Regions from separate parts of the Homo sapiens genome. Here region 2 is linked to region 1. A link is a loop called in an ENCODE intact Hi-C map of the cell type or tissue named here. Cell type or tissue: natural killer cell. All regions are shown on one strand. Each heading gives the region's core, and the rest is flanking DNA. Links, peaks and the distances in the headings are about the cores only. Region 1 overlaps SKAP1 (src kinase associated phosphoprotein 1). Region 2 has its middle 11 kb from the start of SKAP1.

The links. Hi-C counts contacts between places; a loop is a spot of excess contacts. Peaks named below come from ENCODE experiments on the same cell type or tissue, not always from the same donor. Only the 100,000 strongest peaks of a DNase experiment are listed, where the experiment ranks them.
Region 2: a loop joins it to region 1, with 1.8 times the contacts of the local background. A loop is called at or near these places in 6 of 110 quality-filtered maps.

Annotation. Positions count from the first base shown.
Region 1 is chr17:48,260,059-48,265,441 of GRCh38, forward strand. The region is part of intron 4 of SKAP1 (src kinase associated phosphoprotein 1); the gene reads right to left. Among named protein-coding and RNA genes, the nearest start is that of SKAP1-AS2, 32 kb to the right of the region's middle. In natural killer cell, for the core only: CTCF peaks have their summits at 3,091 (motif pointing right) and 3,302; a DNase peak (open chromatin) is centred at 3,133.
Region 2 is chr17:48,438,887-48,444,261 of GRCh38, forward strand. It overlaps a transcript of SKAP1 not described here. Among named protein-coding and RNA genes, the nearest start is that of SKAP1, 11 kb to the left of the region's middle. In natural killer cell, for the core only: no CTCF peak of the experiment used is centred there; DNase peaks (open chromatin) are centred at 855, 1,275, 1,985, 2,615 and 2 weaker places; H3K27ac peaks cover 4,437 bases.

The sequences.
Region 1 (5,383 bases), core at 325-5,324:
CCCACCAATCTCTTAATGAAGACAACCATAGCATGAAAAGTGAGCAGCATGGATGACAAAATTAGAAAAAAATGAAAAGAGAGAAGTGTTGGACAATTGTTTCCCACAAATCTAAAAGAAATAATTAGGAATTTGATGTGGACAAGAAACTCCGAGGCTAGCAGCATGAAATACATAAATTTAAAACTAGTAACTTAGCATTTTAAGAAGCCATTAAGAAATCTCCTGTTTGAATGTGAATTTAAGAGTAAGGGAGATGAGTTTATTAGGATCTGGTCTTTAATGAAGAATATCAATTGAGTCCATCAAAAAATTGTGTACAAGAGGCTATTAAACAATGTAGACATATTTAAAGTGTGCTCAACTATAAACAAACACTAGAAACATTAGAATAAAACCACCTGAATTGTCTTTCAAGGTTAATGAGTTGGCATTTAGATTCATTCCATTCTCAAGTTTACTTGCAAAGATAAGAAGGGTCATTAAGTTGTATTATCGGTTCAATTTAATTGATTTGACTCGTGGACATCATATTAGAAACTGGAAAATGCCCAAGAATAAACACTGGAGGGGTGTGTGTGTGTATCAATATACATGGAAAGAAACAGGTAAATGTGTTGTAAGATGGAAAAAAAGGAAGTTAATGACATTATTTATATCGGAATCACCACGTGAAAAGAAATCAAGGTAAACGTCCAGATCAAAGCTTTTTCACACCATGACTATCTCGAATCAGCTTTTCTCCTTTCCTTAATTGGTTAACCACACACACACAGTTTAACAACAAAGGCAACCAAGTGGTCAAGGGATGCAAGAAACCTGGTGAAAACAAATGCCACGTTCTTAGTACTACTGTTCCCCTGCCTGGAACATTCTTCTTCTGTTCATCTTTTAAGATTCACCTCAAAATCCAGATACTCTAAAATGCTGTTCGGAATCCCTGATGTGAATTTAATCACTCCCTCTCCTGCAGTATTTAAAAAAACTTCTATTATAGCAATTATCACATTTTAGAATTAGAATTATTATAGTTGTGTTTGGATCTGAACGACCCCTAAGTCTGCAAGTCCTAGGAGGGCAGGGGTCAGTCCTTGACAATTTTTGGAAAATTTCTGATGCCATGCTCTGCAAGGATGTTTATCTGAATTAGTTGAAAGGATGACTTAAAACCATCTCTCAAAATACGCCATGCTTTAATGCTGTGGACAGTAAAGAATCTATGCTTTGGTGAACAACAGAAGAGTGACATGCCTGTGACTCACTCTGAATAGAGCCTTATAAAGCCTTAAAAAGAAATGTGGCACCAACCTTTACCCTCTCCTTATATACGCAGGAATCCTTGGGAGCTACAGGGTTAGTTTGGTTGCTAGGAGTAAGGCCTGAGAATTATTAGTGAACTGGCATCCTGGAAGCAGTAGGGGGCGTTTTACGCTGAGGATGCTATTGGAGGATGTACTCACAGACTGTGTGATGGGCGGTCACCTAGTCATTGTCCTGGTGACCTTTTAAATGTAAGCAGCAGGAAGCATAACTCAGGCCTGGTAGCAGTGATCAGAGTCATGGGGGAACAAACTGTAAAAATTCCAAAGCAAGGGCCATACTGAACCCAGAATTCTCAAATTCAGGAAGAAACTTCCTAGGCTAATTAATAGAGTTTGTTACTTAGGTTTCCCACATCAAAAGGGATTTGGTGTCGTTGTTTTCTACCCTTTCTATTCCTTGCCCCCTTATGGCATTACAGGTTCCTTTTGTTTTATGGTGGGGGAAAAAACCATACACACAATGAAAGAATATTGAAAAAGTTCTGTAAAAGCTCCCCTGAGAGAGAAAAATCTCTGGAAGTCATTCTTCCTCTTGGAAAGGCGTTGGATCAATTTCATTCTTCTCCAGATAACACATAAAACTCAGCACAGGCTATGTAAGTAAAAGAAAGTTTCAGTGAGGGTTTGTTTCTTGCTGCCAAGGGTCTGCAACTTCGAATTGCCTGAAATACTGAACATATTGAGACATGAATGCTGCAAACATCTAAAAATATTAGTAGTGTGGCTGCCTACAAAGAAGATGGAGGGCCTACCTGAGGCGGCAGAGCCTCTTACATTGGAGGGTTGGAGAGAATCATCCACCTGCAGGAGGCCCCCAGTCAGGAGGTTAGAAGACCATATTTAAGAAGAAGGAATCACAGTCCAAGTTCGGCCTCAAACCAGTACATTTTAAGAGTCTCAGTAGATAGCAAAGAGATCATAAAAATGACTCACCAAAAGGCATATATTAAAATTGGACTGGGATGCATTTTTAAGAAAGCCAGAAAACTCCAAGAGCATAGCTTCAGAATAAGAACAACACATGGTTTTTTGGGGGGGAAGTTTAATAAACTGCAGTTTTGGATTACCTTAATCCATATCCTTAATCCACAAAATTCTGTCATTCACTGTTTTGGGCAATGTGACATTATATTTTATTGTAAAGTATTATAGTATATTTCTGTTTGATGAGTAAAAACTTGAACAATTAAAATAAACAATGTATATTGTAATCTCATTGCATGAAGATTTGATTTTCCTATTCTGTTGTAAATTTTAAATTTCTTATCCTGTTAAAAAGCCCATAAAACAGATTTTGTGAACATATGTTTTATGAGCCAATGCCAAAGTAAGAGTGGTAAATCCCTCAGTCACAGACATAATCTTCAGAAGTCAACACTTAATTATTCAGCTTGTAGATTTTCCATGCTTTCCTGTCCCTCCTCCTTGGTATTTCATTGCACACACACACTTCTTTTAGAAAGCAGGCAAACAAAAGAAGTAGAAGAGATGAAACTCAGACTTGAAGGTGTGGATATCTGTAACATTACTTTGAAATGTTGTCAGCAAGGAAAAAGAAGCTAAAAGATAATAAAAATTGTTATCATTTAAGAATAGCTTTCATTTCAAAACAGTATTTCATGTGCATTTTTTTTCAAATGTCTGTTTAAAAGTTTTTGCAAATTAATTGTGGTTAGGATGTTTCAAACTAACACAGTAAATAGATTTTCACCTCAAAATTGTACCTACTTAAAAACATTTAAATTTTACTTAATACTGACTTTTAGGTTGATTCTTCAGTAAACAAAGTGAGAGCTTGTCATTAACTACCAGCAGGTGGTGGTATTCACAAATAGGGTACAAGAAATACTGAAAGGGCTATGAGTATAACCAATATGTGGTTCAGATTTATGGATTATGGATTTTAAAACATTTTTAATGGAGTTGTCAGCACACTGAAACTACTTCCATTCCCATCTGTTCCATATGAATGTGGAAACTTGGAAGTCACCTTAAAATATGTGCCTGTAGAAAGTTTTGCATTAAGAACATTGGGTCTCTTTATAAAAGCAGACAAATATTTTCTATTTTTAAATATTTAAATTTTCTGTATAACAATGAGCTTCAAACATGCACAAGTATCCTGACTCTTCCAATATTTTGGGGGCCTCTAGGTTTAGAATCTGATCTATCTTCTATTCAGGGCAGACACGTATCAAGAGGGAGCACTGACTGTATACTTTAGCCAAGCTAACCTGAGCAAATGCTGAATGGTGGGCACTGTGCACACAGTTGCTATGGAGAAAATATGTCCGTTCTTGTCTCCAAAAAAAAGGTCCCAGGTTTCAGAGGATACAGAAGCAACAAGAGGCGGTGAACTCCAGTCATCGAGTCAACAGCTTCAGGGGCTTTAGGAACAGGCTGAAATTATTTGGTTTTGACCGCCAGATGACCTCCATTGCTGCCCAGTCTGATGGACAGTCGGACCATTAGTTCTTTTAACACACATTCTTTTCCTGAAACACAGACACCACTCTGCGTTTGCACAGAGCAAGAAAGGAGAGCAAACGAGAGTGTCTGAAAGGGAGAGACAGAGACGTACATTTGCAGAGAAACTTCTAAACCAGCCGCAACCCTTCTACTGTTTTAGGGCCTAGGACTAGAGGAATTCAATCCAAGCAAAGAGACATCAGCTTTTTTTTTTTTATCTAACTTAAAAATCTGACTTTAGACTACAATTAGGCAAGATTATATCTAATAAATGTCCAAAACAAAAACATGGAAATGGTTAAAATTGATTTTTTGTATTTTCTAAAGCATTTGATATCTAGCTTAAAAATCAGCAACACTACTTTATATATATATACAAAATGTATACATATATATGTTTATACATATATATATACACACACACAGAGATCAGAAATAAAGAGGTCTTACTATGTTCTACCTAATGTTAGTTCAGGCTTACTGCAAAATTGTTTTCCACTACATACTACCCAGTTCTTTGAAATCCATTTAATGAGTTTAATTCCCAGGCCACATTACTGTGGTATATGAGATTCAATGTACATTTTATTTGTTTTCTTGGTATGCATGTGTTTTGATGTGTGAATGAAAAGTAACTTTGGTCTTATTATTCTTATAAAACAAATCAGGAGCTAAGCTTTGCTTTCAGACAACCTATTAATCCAAGGCAAAACTGAAAAGCACAAAGATTGTACTCCAAAGAGACCCATAAAGATACTGAACTTTGCCAGGAAATGGGGAGGGAAAAGGGAGTAGAAAAGGAAATTTAGGTAGAGGATAAAATTTTCTATAGATGATGAATCATTCTATCTTTAAATAAAGCAATACTTAAACTTACATTTAATCAAATCTACAAAACACACACACACACACACACACACACACACACACACACCCTCCATCTCCATTTTCTTGTGGTTGTGGCTGACAGAACTGTACTTGTCCCCAGCCTCTTCTGATTTTCCTCTTGGGATAAGTGATGAGCTATGCTGCAGTCAACGAGGAAACATCTGTTTGACTTTCCGAAGCTGGCATGGGGAGCTGAAGTCTGAATCACAAATGCCACTTTCATAAACAGGTCTCCCACAGGAACCTTGCTAAAAACATGACTCTACTGGGGTGAGCCACAGCTCTGGTGAGTGATGGGGAAGGCTGCTCTCCTTTCCAGCTATTTGAAACAATATACACTTTTTATAGGATTTGTCTGTGGTGGGATTTAATGAATTCCAATCTGTTAACAGACGTACCTGAATCCAGTTTTAATTTGGGAAGTTAGTTCATACTGAAGCTCCAAAGGCTCTAAATCTGGGAATTTTTAATTAGTAAGAAAGCTATGGCTGGGTGCGGTGGCTCACACCTGTAATCCCAGCACTTTGGGAGGCTGAGGGAGGCGGATCACGAGGTCAGGAGTTCAAGACCAGCCTGGCCAACATGGTGAAACCCCATTTCTACTCAAAATACAAAAAATTAGCCCGGCATGGTAGCAGATGCCTGTAATCCCAGCTACTTGGGAGGCTGAGGCAGGAGAATCACTTGAACCTGGGAGGCGGAGG
Region 2 (5,375 bases), core at 1-5,000, 180 kb after region 1:
TTGATGGCCTAGAGATGAGGCTAGTGAGAAAGAAAAAGGGAAAAGAGAGTGAATGAGAAGTTGAATGAAAAGATAAATAAGTGGAGAAATAGAAAACATCATAAAGAAGTCTTCATAGTTTGAAGGATTAGAAACTAAATCAAACAGATCCACTTCATTTCCTGAATTGTAATTTCAGGCTATACCATGTTCTACCTCCAAGGACAATTGAGTAGCTTCAGGGAATGGCTGTAAATTCCTAAAGAAAAGTGCCTTGTGGATCAAGCTGTTCCTATCTGCTGCTGTACTTTTTAGCATCTGCACTTTCAACACAATGACACTTCTTATTGAGTAATATGTGATATTTTGCATCATGAGACTATTGATGCAGAATTTCCTTTTTCAGAGCTCAATATTCCAATCAAAGCCTGTTGCATCACATCACTGAGGCCATCCACTTAATGACAAATTGTAAGATGCATATTGCAGAATATTCATGTTCATTTTATGCTCACAGTGCTTGAAATCTCCTCTAAACAGCCTCTGCTCTCAGCCTATTAAGGTGCCCGTGTTATCTACACTTCATTCAATGGTGTGGAAATAATTGTCTTGAGACGAAAGAAAAAATTGATGGTCACAAGCCAAGTCAGCACTTGTGTTCTTTTCTTACTCTGTTGAATCTGGTGTTATTTACCTCTTCCAACACCTGGGACTCCTGATAAGTCACTCCCATGATAGCTTTTTCCAGGACAGTGCTATGGGGTCTTTAGAATAAGTAGGGATCCTTCATAAGCTATATTGTTATCAGCACAATTCATGCAGCTACCAGATGTGCAAAATAGAAACCACCAAGGGCATTCAGGCAAAGGGGGCTTCCCCAGCTCCATATGGCCACTATGACATGTGCTCATGAGTTGGAGGAGGAATCAGAGAAAAAATGAGATGCACTAAACATGAGGGCCTGTGTTCTTGCGAGAAAATGCTTATATTCTGACAATGTTGGGGCCCTTTTTTACTGCCCTTCATCTGCTATCCCAGCACCTGCACCCTATAGCCTGACTCCCTACAAACCTGGCTCTACTAAAAAGACCTTCCTGTTAGAGACAGGTGGGCCCTTTTCTTCATCTCTTCCCCTTCCTCTTATCTCTGGGACGAAGCACCAGGACGCGGGCTGGTGGAGGAGAGCAATTGCCCCTGGCAGCTGATAGTTCAGCAATGCGGCCTGCGACTTTGCCTTTAAATATCAACCACATGCACAGAAAACACCCTGGCAGCCTGAGAGGTTTCCATGGTGACAGAATGCAGGCCATGACCTCTGTAAATGTAATCAGAGCACTGGGATTGGTGTGCAAGACAGGTTTAATTTCTCCTGCAATGGAAGCTCTGTGGTCCTGGCCCTACATAGGCTTCATACGTTGACAGACAACCTGTTTATCTCCACCAGGGCAGCTCTACATATGGCAGTTCCCTCTGCCCCAGAGCTGCTTCCTCTACTGTCTGAGCAGGCTGCAGGATGTAGAAGGTCACTGAGGACTGGGACAACAGTCATATCAATATCTGGCATCCTTGCGCAGTGTCCTTGGGAGGTGAGACTGTCCCTTATACAAAGAGCAGCTGTGGCGTAAGGGTCTGACCAAGGACTCAGAAGATTGGCCAAGGTTTTCATCCCTGCTGTGCCACCAACCTTGTGACCTAGGGCAAGTCATTTAACCTCCAACTTTCAACATCTTCACTCCAAGGAGAAAATGCCTGGGAAAGGGAAGGCCAAGGGCTTCCAAAGTCCGCAATTTAAGATGGTACCCAATAATGGTTAATGTGAGGATCCTCCCACCCTCAGTGGACTCATACCCCAAGAAATGAATGCTAGTCACTGGTGTCAGTGCTGCCAGTGGTGAGGGGAAGGCTCACTGTGGGAGAGGCTCAGCAGGACTTCCCCACCTCTATCCTGAATTGGAACAAAACCAGGATGCATTTTTTCTAAGCCAGCCCAGAGTAGTAGACTAGAGTTTTGCACTAAACTGACAGGAAACAGACAGAGGCTCAGAGGGAAATGTAGCTGCATCAAAGGAGGACCCCACAGCCTCTTTCCTTAAACTCCATGCAACCTCAGCAAAGAGTTTCTTTGGTCACTTGGATGCTAGCACCCCGATTCCATTTCTAATTCACATGAGATGCTGGCCGACTTCAGTTGCCAGTTATCCTGCTTCTCTGATTCTTTCACTTTTCCAGTATAGTGTTCTAAAAAACAAAAACAAAAACCAAACAAACAAACAAAAAAAGATTTGGACTAAGATGAGATTCATAGGGTTGCATGAAACATTTTTCTTCCCAGAGGGAGCTGGTCCATAAGATTCCCCTTGCAGAATGAGATTCAACAAGGAATCTCAGAATTTCAGAGCTGGAAGGAACTTTAGAAACCCTTTTACCTACAGAGAGAAACCTGAGGGACTAGCCTGGATGTCCCTGGGTTACAGCAAATTAATGGCAGAACCACAAGAGCATCAGGGCCTCACTCTGCTTGGCTGAGTATTAATTTACCTCATGGGTGCTTTTGAACCTCAAACTAAAATAGAGGGGAAGTGGGGGGAGGATTCAAAAGTGGTTGATGAACATTAGAATCAGGAAATGGTGATTTGGTTGAATCTACAGATAATAGCTTTACCACTTCCTGTGTCAGCTGATGCCAAAAGAGAGAAGATTCTAAAGAAGAAAATAGTTACGTGACAGAACTGTGGGCTTCCACACAACTGTCTCCACCCAGGCCATACTCTTTCTCTAAGGCCATTGAGGAGAGTATAAACCTGATTGCTCAGGGGTTTCATTGGCTGGTGTCCAACACAAAATCACAAGATCAAAGAACAGTGGAGTTTATAGGAACCCCAAGAGAACATCTGGTCTGACATTATGTCTTCTGGTTGCTGAGTAACTAAACCATCTAGGACAGGTAATTTAATTGTCTTTCCTTTTTATTAAAGGACTCAGTTTCCCAACTATAAATGAGGAAATAAGGTTCCTTCTAGGTCTAACATGCCAGAACTCCATGATCTCGAAAGGTGGAGATTTCCCAACCTTTTCCAGGATCCCTTTACAGCATTTAACGCATATCTTGTAAGTAGCAGGCTTCCCTGGCCTCAAGCTTAACATCATCAGTGTGGCAAGCACCAAGGGTTTGTCCAGCTCCCAGGGATTACCATGGACTCCAGGAACATGCACTGAAGTTCCTTTTAGTGTTTTAAGGAGGAGGAGGAGGCAACCATTTATGTAATTCTCATGTCGGTCCAAGTTGTTAATACTCCAGTAGTTGGTAGGCCCAACCTGAGTGCGTTGTGGCCATGGGGTGTGGTGGGGTGTGAGGTGGTGTCAATTACATAACAGCTCCTACAGAAACTGTGTGGAATAGGGGAGAAAAGAAATTCTTAGACAACACAGTTGGTTATTTCTGGAAGAAATGGGTAGGTTTGCTGCACAGAAAAAGCAATCTATCCATCATACCCCTTGTTCTTCAGACCTGCCTATGTATGCCTGAATCATTATAGAAAAGTTTCCAATTCTGAGCCCTTGAAAATCAGGGATATGATTATGCTCACTCCACTCACTGAAGCCTTAGTTCCATCCTGCCTGGGACTCTGCTATACTTGGTGTTACATTTTTGGATGTGAAATGTGCAGGGTGGACTCAGACTCCACAACCACTTGTCCCCTTCTTGGCCAAGTCACCTTCTCCTTCCAACTTCTCTAGGTAAGTAAATGGCACCATGGATAATCCAGTTGCCCAATCTGGAACCCTGGGGGGTCATCTTTCTTCCCTCTTTCTTCCTCTGCCAAGTCTAGCTGGAAAATATGTTTCAAACAATCTGTTTCTCTCTAGTCTGTTGCCACCATCCTGGTCCAAGCCACCATCATCTTCTACCTTGCAACCCTCTGGTTTTACGCCCCACCAACCCATTTTCCACCCTAAAACCAGTGATGTCATTTTTAAAAATCTGCCCATGCCTCTTTCCTAATTAAAATTTTAGTAGCTTCCCAATATTTCACTTCCTCACAATGGCTAACAAGCGTCTACCATCGCCACCACCATAACCTCCTGCTTATCTTTCTAGCCTTGCTGCCTGCATGGACCCTTTACTCTCCATCATCTTCAGTAACAGACTTCCTGCAGTTTTTCAATGAGTCATACCCACTCCCACTTCCGTTTGCTCACATGTGCTGTTCCTTCTGTCTACAACACTCTTCCCCTTCCCCTTCACCCAGCTAACTCCTACTCATGCTTCAAGTCTCAACTTCATTTTGTCTGGTTAACCAACCTTGGCTCCCCAGACTGGGTTATATTTCCCTCTCCTACATTCCTGTAGCATTTAGCACCTGCTATTCAAAACTCACATCCCATCTGTAATTATTAAAATTATTAAAAGTAATGGCAAAAACAGCAATTACTTTTGCACCAACCTAATACTTGTCTACCTGCCACCTGTCTTCTCCTCCTGAGGGTTCAGATCTTACCTATCTTATTTCCTAATGTATTCCCAGCAACTGCTATGCTTGGTGTATAGTAGGTCCTCAATAAAGGATTACTGAGTGAGTGCTACAAGGTAAGTCTGTTTGTTTGTTTGTTTGTTTGTTTGTTTGTTTGAGACAGAGTCTTGCTCTGTCACCCAGGCTGGAGTGCAATGGTGCGATCTCGGCTCACTGTAACCTCTGCCTCCTGGGTTCAAGCAATTCTCCTGCCTCAGACTTCCGAATAGCTGAGATTACAGGTGCGTGCCACCACACCTGGCTAATTTTTGTATTTTTAGTAGAGACAGGGTTTCTCCATGTTGGCCAGGCTTGTCTCGAACTCCTGACCTCAAGTGATCCACTCACCTTGGCCTCCCAAAATGTTGGGATTACAGGCGTGAGCCACCATGCCTGGCCTGTTGGGTTTTTTAAAAATAATTTTATTTTGAAATAATTTCAAACTTACAGAAAAGTTATCATAGTATCTAGAACTCAAGTATACCATTCACTTGGAATCATCAATTATTAACTTCGATTATTAATTATTAAATTTAATAATCATCAATTATTAAATTTACTTTATTTTTCATAATAAATAAAATGTTAATTATAGAAAAGTAATTAGTACTAGATTAATTTACATTTTTTTCTGAATTTGAGAGTAAATTACAGTCATCACGCTCCTTTTCCCTAAAAACTTCAACGGTATTTTCTAAGAATGAGGATATTCCCTTAAAAATAACACCTAGTACGAGGCCGGGCGCAGTGACTCACGCCTGTAATCCCAGCACTTTGGAAGGCTAAGGCGGGTGGATCACTGAGGTCAGGGGTTCGAGACCAGCTTGGCCAACGTGGTGAAACCCCATCTCTACTAAAAATACAAAATTTAGCTGGGCGTGGTGG